Linked DNA regions of Homo sapiens: region 1 is linked to region 2. Evidence: chromatin contacts called from ENCODE Hi-C data. All regions are on one chromosome and are shown on one strand. Each heading gives the region's core, a stretch centred on a gene start or an enhancer-like site at or near the end of the contact. The rest is flanking DNA. Distances are from core to core; before and after follow the strand shown. Region 1 overlaps LOC105378305 (a long non-coding RNA gene). Region 2 has its middle 80 kb from the start of PRKG1.

The links. Hi-C counts contacts between places; a loop is a spot of excess contacts on that map. Pooled maps may share reads with other maps.
Region 1: a pooled map shows a loop between it and region 2 (5-fold over the local background). The contact joins two enhancer-like sites. A Hi-C loop is called at or near these places in 7 of 50 pooled maps.

The regions. Positions count from the first base shown.
Region 1 is chr10:52,652,089-52,655,394 of GRCh38, reverse strand. The region is part of intron 1 of LOC105378305 (a long non-coding RNA gene); the gene reads left to right. Among named protein-coding and RNA genes, the nearest start is that of MBL2, 120 kb to the left of the region's middle. Within about 2 kb of position 1,719, at least 4 of the 41 ENCODE cell types and tissues checked have a DNase peak (open chromatin) inside an H3K27ac peak, as active enhancers do.
Region 2 is chr10:50,992,756-50,995,919 of GRCh38, reverse strand. It overlaps a transcript of PRKG1 not described here. Among named protein-coding and RNA genes, the nearest start is that of PRKG1, 80 kb to the left of the region's middle. Within about 2 kb of position 1,424, at least 5 of the 41 ENCODE cell types and tissues checked have a DNase peak (open chromatin) inside an H3K27ac peak, as active enhancers do.

The sequences.
Region 1 (3,306 bases), core at 470-2,969, 1.7 Mb before region 2:
AAGGGAGGATCTCAACACAGTATTCAAAATTATATTCAGCCTGGTAACAAAGATAAAACTACAGTTGTTGTGTAAAGGAGATTAAAATTCAGTTGGAAACATGTAGTTCGTGTGCTACATACATGCAAAAGTATTAATGAAAAATCTCAGTGAACTAGAGTTCTTACCAACAGAGAGGCCCACCTATTAGTCTCTAAGGGTCCTTGAAATGTTACCCAAGTGGCTCAGGATTCTGCACTCCATTTTGAACAAAGGTCACAGTGGTGTTAGAAAGTCTGAGGGCAAACCTGCAATTCCCACTTACCAGTTTTGTAAGTGTGAGCAAATTATTGAGAGCCTCTAAGTTGCACTTTTCTTACCTATAAAATGAAGGCAGAATCCACCTTAGTTGAATAATGTAAAAATTAAAGATAATATATGAGCAGGGCCTAGCACTATGCTTGCTTGTAATAGTTATTCAATAAATGCTAGATGGATTAGAGGATCGTTTATTGAGGAGATATTTATTGCCAAAGTCAAACAAATAGGCAAATAGACAAACAATTTATATTATAGCTCAGAAGGTGGGTCTTCCCCAACACAAGGCAATGTAAGAAGCACCTACACTGTGTGAAGAACTAGATAGACCACAGGTGGCCTTCTCAATCATGATAGAGAACAAAGAAATGACTCTCTCCAGAAAGAAGACAATCTGCAATAAAATCTTAAATAGTCCCAATAACATTACAAGCAATTTGGACTTCTCTGTATGTCCAAATGCTCCTCTATATGTCCATGCTTTCATGATGTCTCTGAATATTTATCTTCCCTCTGGAGAAAAGACAACTCCAAATGACTTTATGCTGAGCTTGAAGCATCTGTGGTCAAATGGTGAACTGGCATCATTATTTCCATTTTACAGATAAACTTAAGAGAGTACTGAGAGATAAACCGAGAGTGTTGAAAGTTCAAGGGCCCTGCCACTATCTTACAGGAGCAAAACTAAAGAGAGAGTACCAAGAGATAAACTGAGAGGGTGCTGAGGGTCCAAGTGCCCTGCCAGTATTTCCCAGAAGTGAGGCTGGAAATGAAACGAAGTCTACACTGCTTTCTGCTAGGATGTGCTAGGTAAATGCTCTCCCTAACCTTAAATAGCATTTGTCTCTGTTATTAGCAGCTATTAGTGAAGACACTAACCTTAACCACATTTCCCTTGTCATTGTATTTGTTCATTTACCAAGAAATGATGTGATGGTATTATTATTATTATTATTATTATTATTATTATTATTATATTTTTTCTTTGCAACAAAGTTTTGCTCTTGTTGCCCAGGATGGAGTGCAATGGCGTGATCTCGGCTCACTGCAACTTCTGCCTCCTAGGTTCAAGTGATTCTCCTGCCTCAGCTTCCCAAGTAGCTGGGATTACAGGCACCTGCCACCACACCTGGCTAATTTTTGTATTTTTTTAGTAGAGACGGGATTTCACCATGTTGACCAGGCTGGTCTTGAACTCCAGACCTCAGGTGATCTACCCAAATTGGCCTCCCAAAGTGCTGGGATTACAGGCATAAGCCACCACACCAGCCGATGTGATGTTATTATTTCAGGCTCACATCAACGGTATTAGCACTGGATGTCACTGTTGTTCCATGCAAACAGAACACAAGTGTGCCTCTTCCCTCGTGAATTTCAGAAATGACCCAGTTACTTAGGGAACAGCTCATCATGTACTTTGGCAGAACCACACAGTACTCCCCACCCAGCCTGGCATTGGCATTGCTATTTTCAGATTCTAAATCTAATCTATTCCAAGAGCAAGAGTCCAGGGAAAAGGCCATTAAATGTCTGAGGCACAGAGTCTATACAACATCTGACACTGAAATTACTAGAAAGGTCTATTTGCGAGCAAAAATTTCTGCCCTTGCTATATATTTTATTTTTGAAAAAACCTTAATACTTTAAATGCAAATATGAATCGAATGAATTTCATCATTATCCCATGAAGAGTTCCAGAAGGATTTCTTTGGTGAATGAAACACAAATATTAACTATTGCTTCTTCTCCCACTCACTTCATAATCATGTAACAGCCAGTTATCAAGGCTACAAAAGGTCTGAGTCTGACCTTCTAACCTGCTCTTGGACATAAGCAAGCACAGCAGGCAATGTATTTCAAGGCAATTACAGGCATAACTCGAGTATTTATAGGATACAACATTGTAATAGAACTATCTTTTTGGTATTTCCGAGGTAACACTTAAATCCTGCAACAGTGGTGGCCCATCAGTGGTGGGAAAAGACCAGTTCCTCCTGAGGGTGGAAAATAATCTTGTAGTTCAAGTTAGTGAAGGATGGGCATTTCTTCTTCCATTATATTCAAAGTGGAATGAGTGTGCTGCAGCTTTTTTTTTTTTTTTTTTCATGATTTCCTCATGATAATGTTGCGGTTACTTTAGCAGGGGGTGGAAAACTGATAAGTGTAATTGCTGTAATCACAGGATGTATAGGATGTAAATATTTGCAGGGCAATTAAAAACTATTTGCCTCTTTAGCTTCTTAAAATAAGAGGTACATCTGAGCAGCAAACAAGTGGAGAGTTTAAGAAAACAAGCAGAAAAGATTTTTAAGTGGCAAGAATATGAGATGATTTATCGAGCATTCATTTTGTGGTTTGGTCAGATACGAACGTTGGGGGAAAAGAGCAAAATATTGTGGATCAGGAAAATTGTGTCATCAAATAACTAAAAATAAATCTCAGAAGAACACCCCAGGGTTATAAATGATCACAGTGTGTGGCATTGTCAATTATCCTCTCAAGCTGGCACATTGTTTAGGAGGATGTCTAACTGCCAAGTTGTTATTGTAACAAGCCAACGGGCTTGCCTCATTCATTAAATACATGGAGGATGGTAGTCAAAATAAACCATGCCAGTTGACCACCATCCAAAGTGGCAGTTTTTCTTTGAGAATAAGGTTTTCTTTTTCACTCTTGCCTGATTCATATGTAAATACTTCCTATTTCTCCTAATGTTTCAAGAAACATTTTGATTGTATTTGACTCATATCTGCTAAATTTCTGTACATATTATTATCTTTACTACCAGTAGGGATAGTGAAAAAAGTAAATTCTACATTGTGTTGATGAGAGAGTTTGTATAAGGTAGGAAAGAAGGGGGTTGAACAGCATACAGATACTTCTACAGCCAGGTTAACATTTACACACGCCAATTAAGTTGTACAAAAATAGTAATTTGTTATGTTCTATAATTGACCTTATTTTGCCCTCCATCATGCTGATTAAAAAAAAAAAAATCCCAAACAAACA
Region 2 (3,164 bases), core at 175-2,674:
ATCCATCCCAAGGCATCCATGCCCCAGTGAAAGGAAGTTCCAGTTCCAAATGATCAATTTACATTATCAAGAATCAAGCGATTCATGACAAGAATAACTCAAATGTGTCTGGAATACGTCTATTTTTATTCCTGTAACAGATTAATATTGATTCTAGCCTTTCCTTAAACTCATTAAAAAATTGTGTGCGGTTCCTGAGCATACACTGGCTAACTAGGCAGCCAAAATAAGGAGTTTGGGTGTATGCAAAAAGAGTAAGGGAAAGGATTAAGGATAATAGGTAATTCTTGATGTGGAGTATATTCATTAAGAAAATCAAGAGTTCACAGAGATCTATGTAAAACACTTGGAGTTCTTTGGCAGAAAAACAGTATTTAAAATATAAATGTAAAATATCATCACCATCATCCAAAACAGCTTGCAGTTTTCAAAGATAATCACTTGATCCCTACTGGACATTTCTTAAGGGATCTAAAAATGAGTACCGCAATAAGTCGGATATGTTCTTTTTAAACATGATCATCGTATTGTACACTTGATACTTATGCTGAGAGCTCAGATCTTCCTTTCCTAGTATAATTTTCATCTAAGCATTCCTTAGATACTTAGATCATTCTTAATGGAGATTGTGCATTATACCCTCTGTGGACACATAGAAATCTGGCTAATTGGACTGACTAGATTACAGTCGTTAATGAATTCCATTTCCTTCGTCTACGATACATGCTTAAGATATTTTTGTCACCTATTACGTAAATTTTTAAGATTGTAATCATTCATTGAAGCAGTGTTTATAGGCAAAAGTTTTTCATCACTCTTTTCAATAAATAAAATTCCTACAGAGTCATCCTTCAGTATCCATGGGCGATTGGTTCCAGGACCTCCGAGGATACCAAAATCCACAGATACTCAAGTCCTTTATATAAAATGGTGTAGTATTTGCATAAAACCTACACACATCCTTTCATACACTTTAACTCATCTCTAGATTACTTATAACACCTAATGCAATATAAATTATATGTAAATAGTTGTTATACTGTATTGTTTAGAAGAAAAGGCTATACATGTTTAGTCCAGGCACAATCATTCTTTTTTTTTTTTTTCCTGAATAGTTTTGATCCTCAGTTGGTTGAATCCATAGATGTGGAACCCATGGATAGAAGGGGCCGACTGCACTTTCAGGCTACATTTCTGTTCTTGTTGGTATAAAAACTGGGTATTTTGATAAAGTTTGAAATGAATCTGTAGCATGAATAGTTATCATTCAAATGCTACAGAAATCATAACTGAACACAAGCTTTGCAATAACGCATTCTGTTTCAGCCCCAGCATGCCCTTCAGAACGGCACAGCCTTTTACAAAAAACAGGTGAGGTGTACTCGGGAGGCTGAGGCAGGAGAATGGCGTGAACGCGGGAGGCGGAGCTTGCAGTGAGCCGGAGATCGCACCACTCCACTCCAGCCTGGGCGACAGAGCGAGACTCCGCCTCAAAAAAAAAAAAAAAAAAAAAAAAAATTACAGGTGAGGTGATGGAATATCTACTTGTCAAATCCTTATCTGAACATTTTTAAACAATTTTTATTTTAAAAGTATCTTGTTTCATATTAAATATTGTATCCCAGAAATCCTTTAATAAATTATTTCCTTTCTTGGCCAAAATAAGGTATCTAGCCAAGGACAATTTAGTACTGTCTCTTTAAGTGCCAAGAAGAGTACATAATTCTAATGTTTACTCTCCCCATATATTATACCTGTCAAAACTTTTTAAACTCTAATGAGTCAGCTTGCTGAAAATAAACTCCACACTTCTATTTGAAAGTATGAAACTAAACGCTGAGTGGGAAAAAGTTTACCCTCACTCCCAGTGTAAATCAGCACAGAGAGGAAGTAGAAAAGTACTCCAGCTATTTGCTATAGACACAAATATGCACTGACGGCTACTGCGCATGATCCACTCATGATGAATGTTCCTACCCCTAACATGAAAATGTTGGGAAAGGGAGGGGAAGAGAGAAGGACAGAAGAAGGATGATGTGTGCATACCCAAGATTAGCCATTTCCTCCCAGTACATACAAACAACAACAACAACAACAAAACACCTCCTTTCATTCTTAGAGATTTCTTGCCTCTTTGAGAGCAAATCCTGAATGACAGTGGACTCTGGGAAGGAGGGCTTTTCTCCTGTCCCCTCCATATCCTGGTGAAATCTCCTCCCTGCTGCAAAGCGGTGCTGTTACTGTTCGAGGGGCATAGCCCAGACACAGAAATCTGAAATTTCAAAAATGCGATAAAGCCCTAGCCCGGCAGCCCTGGGAGGCGAGCAGCTGCCGGGTGACCGCTGATGAAGTGGCTTCTTAAGGAGGTGGGCAGATTGATTCCAGCTGCTGAGCGCAGGGCAGGGCAGCCGCTCGGAATGCACAGCCCGGCTGAGACAAGACTCAGCAGCAGCTTCCCAGGCAAGGGCAAGGCCAAATATTAGGTCTGTTTGCAGTCCTGAGAAAAGGAAGGAAAATGCCACTGTTCCATCCAACAGGGACTTTCAAGGCAAGATGGGCCCAAAGGTGCCATGTACACAGTGTTAATTCGTAAGTGGAATGTCACTATGTCACTCAGGAAATCTGAAAGCTGTCTTCTGAGATGGCTGTTCAGAAGGTCCCACAATTCCTTAAGAGGAGTCCTTTCTGCCTGATTCCTGTTTTTCTCCCCACTCTGGCTCCCAGCTCCTGGTCTTCTTCTAATAACTCTGAACCGCTGCTCAGCCTCCCTGGCTCCCCATCCCATATAATCAATACACAAGAGGGACTCCAGAGGCAGACACGGAGGAGGTGCAGTGGGCCAGTGGCAGACACTAAGCGCCCTGGAGCTGACCTGGATGGGGACAGTGGAAAGGACATGCTCTTCAGAAGAGCTTGCCTCAAAAGTGAGAGAGCTAAACGGAGAGAGGGGGACTAGTTTAGGAGTCCCCTGAGGGCCCCAAACTCAGACAGCAAATGATCTAAGAAGAGGGAAAGATTAAGAGAGGTAGGCGGGCATGAAGGCACTCCTAATGGAATATTCAATATCCTGAGAAATGCATTTTCGGCCCTGCACTTCCAGGGACTAAAAGCCAGTAATGGCTTTGGAGTCTGCACTTCCTCTCCCTAATGTCCAGAGGCGCTTT